Regions from separate parts of the Homo sapiens genome. Here region 1 is linked to region 2. Evidence: chromatin loops called from intact Hi-C (ENCODE). Cell type or tissue: IMR-90. All regions are shown on one strand.

Region 1 (2,500 bases), 51 kb after region 2:
TATGAACAAAAAGGGAAAAGGCAATTTCCTACCTGATGGTGTGGAACTCTCTAAATCTGCCAGTCCAGTTTTTTTCCCCCTTCCGTTTAAGGTTTTATAAGACTTTCTAAATAGGCAATTTAGTATTTGTTACTAGTTTGGAAATTATTTTTCTGGAGCCATATGAAGTACTAAGTATTTATAGACAAAAATGTTGGCAAAGAATATAGAGGTTCTTGAAATGGCCTTTCACTGTGGCAGAAGAACTTGAATACATTCAAGTGCAAATCCAGATTTGTAGAGAGTACTGTGGGTTTATGGAAATAAAGCATTTGATTGAAAAAGTCATTTTTTCCAGTATGACTTAGTGATTATTAAATAACCATGTTTTTAATCTGACTCACTGGAGGGAAGCTCCATAGCATTAGTGGTAAACAGTTTATGCAGTTAGAATATGAAAAAGACAAAGAAAAGCAAACTAAAAAGACATTTTAGAGTAGAGTGGGAATTGAGCCAATGTGCCTGACTGGTAAAGTCTTTGGAGGGAAGCCAGGAAGTCTGTGATATTTCTCTAGTTAGGATATATATATATATGTATGTATATATTATATATATGTATATATATATATATATAAAAATCATATTGGATAAAAAATGTTAACCCTTTCTATCAAATTTCAGACTTTCCTGATTCTGAAACTCAAAACTGAATGCAAATTAAGATTTTTAAAAAGTATGATTAAAAAAAATACCGCATACACACATGACATCTGGCAATGCCTTAGATCTCTCTAAAATGTCAAGATGGGAAAATATCCAAAACTTTTTTTTTTTGAGAGAGAGAGAGAGAAAGAGAAAGTTGGCTTCTAGCCATAAGCCTGCCGAGGAATTCTTACGAGAATTTCTGGAAACTGTACTTTTTAAGGCAATCATGTTCTCCATGCTTTCGTGGCCTCAGATGTTACTTGAAGGAATTTAAAGTTTCATCTATTTGTGCTTTGTTGCTGTACACCCTTTAGACTTCAGTGGTCAAGTTTCACTTTGGAGAACTGACAAAAGAAAAATATTGTGTTTGGCACTACACAATCTTAGAATACTTTAAGAATGAATATGCCAAGGGAGAGTCATATTATATAGCTTGAATTGTATTTTTCATGCATGATATGTACATCACCTTATGTCACACAAATCTCTATCAGCCTTTTGCTTTTCCATTAAAATAAATACCCATCAGATACTTGATATAGATATTCTGTGGTTGGAGGGCTTAAGTGAGATGCAGTTTCAGGTAAATAACATAAAATCAGCAGACCTCTAATCTGAATTGAATGTGTTAAATCTTATCAACCTAGAGTTTTAAGGAAGAGGGAACAACTGTCTTCAGTGAGTAATGGCGCGTGCATTAATACCAGTTACTCAGGAGGCTGAGGCAGGAGAATCACTTTAACCCAGGAGATGGAGGTTGCAGTGAGCTGAGATTGCCTCATTGCACTCCATCCTGCCTGGGTGATACAGTGAGACTCCATCTCACAAAACAAGCAAACAAATAAATAAAAAAACAAAAGAAATGGCCAAGAAGAAAAATGCCTAGCTTTCCTGCAACAATTTGGGAGATTACCATCATCTGTATTAATTCATTCATTCTGTTGTTTAATGAAAATGGCTAAAGTCTGGCCTTGCCATTGAGGTTTTTAAAAATTCTGGTAAAATATGCATAACATATAATTTGCCATTTTAATATTTTTAAGTGTATTATTCTGAGTCATTGAATAATTTCAAATTGCTCTGCAACTGTAGCCGTCATCTATCTCCAGAATGTTTTTGTTTCCCAAACTGAAACTCTCTACCCATTAAACACTAACTTTCCATTTCCTCCAATCGGCAAGCTCCAGGCCACCACTGTTCTGCTTTCTGTTCCCATGAAGTTGACTACTTTTGCTAACTGATATAAATGGAATCATACATATTTGTTTTTCTGTGTCTGGCTTATTTTACTTAGCATAATGTCCTCCAGGTAGATCCAAGTTGTAGTAAATGTCAGAATTTCCTTTTTTTTTAAAGACCGAATAGTATTCCATTGTATGTATATACTACATTTTGTTTATCAAAAATGGACACTTGGGTTCCTTTCTCCTTTTTCCATTGGGCGTATTGGGTTTTAATATTACACGTTTGTTATAAAGGCAGATATAGGGTGATAGAATTCATACTAGATTTGGAAATAATCAAACTAGGCTTTGTTCTGCCACAACTAGGTAAAAATGTTACTTCTTTCTGACTTTTTGTAAAATCAGGATGGAAATATATTTCATATCATTGTTATAGCTAATAGCTATTAAGCACTTGTATGTTTCATACTGTGTTAAGGGCTTTTATATATTTCTCATTGTATTCCGACAGGAACCCTACAAAGTAGAGACAGTTCCAAATTTCCAGAATGAATGTGAGATTGTGATACATATGACAAACTGCTTATTAAACTGTACAGCACCTAACAACATGAGGGATTATGCCTAATTCC
Region 2 (2,500 bases):
AGTGCTGGAAGAGCAACCTCCAGGCACTCTGGTAGGCACCATCCAGACGCGCCCCGGCTTCACCTACAGGCTCAGCGAAAGCCACGCCCTGTTTGCCATAAACAGTAGCACCGGAGCCCTGTACACCACCTCCACCATCGACCGCGAGAGCCTGCCCAGCGACGTGATCAACCTGGTGGTCCTTTCCAGCGCGCCCACCTACCCCACCGAAGTGCGAGTGCTGGTGCGGGACCTCAATGACAACGCCCCCGTTTTCCCGGACCCCTCTATCGTGGTCACTTTCAAGGAAGACAGTAGCAGCGGACGCCAAGTCATCTTAGACACCGCCACCGACTCGGACATCGGCTCAAACGGTGTGGACCACCGCTCCTACCGCATCATCCGCGGCAATGAGGCGGGGCGCTTCCGTCTGGACATCACCCTGAACCCGAGCGGCGAGGGAGCGTTCCTGCATCTGGTGTCCAAGGGCGGACTGGACCGTGAGGTCACTCCGCAGTACCAGCTCCTGGTTGAGGTGGAGGACAAGGGTGAGCCTAAGCGGCGGGGCTACCTTCAGGTAAACGTGACTGTGCAAGACATTAATGACAACCCCCCGGTTTTTGGCAGTTCTCACTACCAGGCGGGGGTGCCTGAGGACGCGGTTGTGGGTTCCAGCGTCCTCCAGGTGGCGGCGGCGGACGCGGACGAGGGCACCAACGCGGACATCCGCTATCGCCTGCAGGACGAGGGGACCCCCTTCCAAATGGACCCTGAGACGGGACTTATCACGGTGCGGGAGCCCCTGGACTTCGAAGCTCGGCGCCAATACTCGCTTACGGTGCAGGCGATGGACAGAGGCGTGCCTTCCCTCACTGGGCGCGCCGAGGCGCTGATTCAGCTGCTGGACGTGAATGACAATGACCCGGTAGTGAAGTTCCGCTACTTCCCGGCCACCTCGCGCTACGCCTCGGTAGATGAGAATGCTCAAGTGGGCACCGTGGTGGCTCTGCTCACCGTGACGGACGCAGATTCTCCCGCGGCCAACGGGAACATCTCCGTGCAAATTCTCGGGGGCAATGAGCAGCGCCACTTTGAAGTGCAAAGCAGCAAAGTGCCGAACCTGAGCCTAATCAAGGTGGCCAGCGCCTTGGACCGCGAGCGCATCCCTTCCTACAACCTCACAGTTTCCGTCTCTGATAACTACGGGGCGCCCCCTGGCGCAGCAGTCCAGGCGCGCTCTTCTGTGGCAAGCCTGGTGATTTTTGTTAATGACATCAATGACCATCCTCCTGTCTTTTCACAGCAAGTGTACAGAGTGAACCTGAGCGAGGAGGCGCCTCCGGGAAGCTATGTGAGTGGGATATCTGCCACTGATGGCGACTCTGGTCTCAATGCTAATCTGCGTTACAGCATTGTCTCTGGCAATGGACTGGGATGGTTCCATATCAGTGAACATAGCGGCCTCGTGACCACTGGGTCCTCTGGGGGCCTGGACCGTGAACTTGCTTCCCAGATTGTTCTGAATATAAGTGCCCGGGACCAGGGAGTTCACCCCAAGGTGTCCTATGCCCAGCTTGTAGTAACTCTCCTAGATGTGAATGATGAAAAGCCAGTATTTAGCCAGCCAGAAGGGTATGATGTGTCTGTGGTTGAGAATGCCCCAACAGGGACAGAACTGTTGATGCTCAGGGCAACTGACGGGGACCTGGGTGACAACGGAACAGTGCGCTTCTCCTTACAAGAGGCAGAGACTGACCGGAGGTCCTTCCGTCTGGATCCTGTGTCTGGGAGGTTGAGTACTATTTCCTCCTTGGACAGAGAAGAGCAAGCCTTCTACTCCCTGTTGGTTCTGGCCACAGATCTGGGCTCCCCTCCCCAGTCATCAATGGCTCGCATAAATGTGAGTCTTCTGGATATAAATGATAACAGCCCTGTCTTCTACCCGGTCCAATACTTTGCTCACATTAAGGAGAATGAGCCTGGAGGTAGCTACATCACCACTGTGTCTGCCACTGACCCAGACTTGGGTACCAATGGTACTGTCAAATATAGCATATCTGCTGGGGACAGGTCTCGGTTTCAGGTCAATGCTCAGAGTGGGGTTATTTCTACAAGAATGGCCCTAGACAGAGAAGAAAAAACAGCTTATCAGTTGCAAATAGTAGCTACTGATGGTGGCAATTTACAATCTCCCAACCAGGCAATAGTAACCATCACTGTATTGGACACTCAAGACAACCCACCTGTATTCAGTCAGGTTGCCTACAGCTTTGTGGTTTTTGAGAACGTGGCGCTGGGATATCATGTGGGTAGTGTGTCTGCATCCACCATGGATCTCAATTCCAACATCAGTTATCTCATTACTACTGGGGATCAGAAAGGTATGTTTGCTATCAACCAGGTCACTGGGCAGCTTACCACAGCAAATGTGATTGATAGAGAAGAGCAATCCTTTTATCAGCTGAAGGTAGTGGCCAGTGGGGGCACAGTGACTGGAGACACTATGGTTAACATAACAGTT

What was found. A loop is a pair of places that touch in the nucleus more often than their neighbours do. Peaks named below come from ENCODE experiments on the same cell type or tissue, not always from the same donor. Only the 100,000 strongest peaks of a DNase experiment are listed, where the experiment ranks them.
Region 1: a loop joins it to region 2, with 2.3 times the contacts of the local background. A loop is called at or near these places in 11 of 110 quality-filtered maps.

Annotation. Positions count from the first base shown.
Region 1 is chr4:125,367,928-125,370,427 of GRCh38, forward strand. The region is part of intron 2 of FAT4 (FAT atypical cadherin 4); the gene reads left to right. Among named protein-coding and RNA genes, the nearest start is that of FAT4, 54 kb to the left of the region's middle. In IMR-90, no CTCF peak of the experiment used is centred here; DNase peaks (open chromatin) are centred at 424 and 944; H3K4me3 peaks cover 1,246 bases; H3K27ac peaks cover 963 bases.
Region 2 is chr4:125,316,561-125,319,060 of GRCh38, forward strand. It overlaps FAT4 (FAT atypical cadherin 4), which reads left to right. Exons shown (of 18, transcript NM_001291303.3): 2 at 1-2,500. Among named protein-coding and RNA genes, the nearest start is that of FAT4, 2.9 kb to the left of the region's middle. In IMR-90, CTCF peaks have their summits at 642 (motif pointing right) and 1,201 (motif pointing left); no DNase peak of the experiment used is centred here; H3K4me3 peaks cover 1,482 bases; H3K27ac peaks cover 828 bases.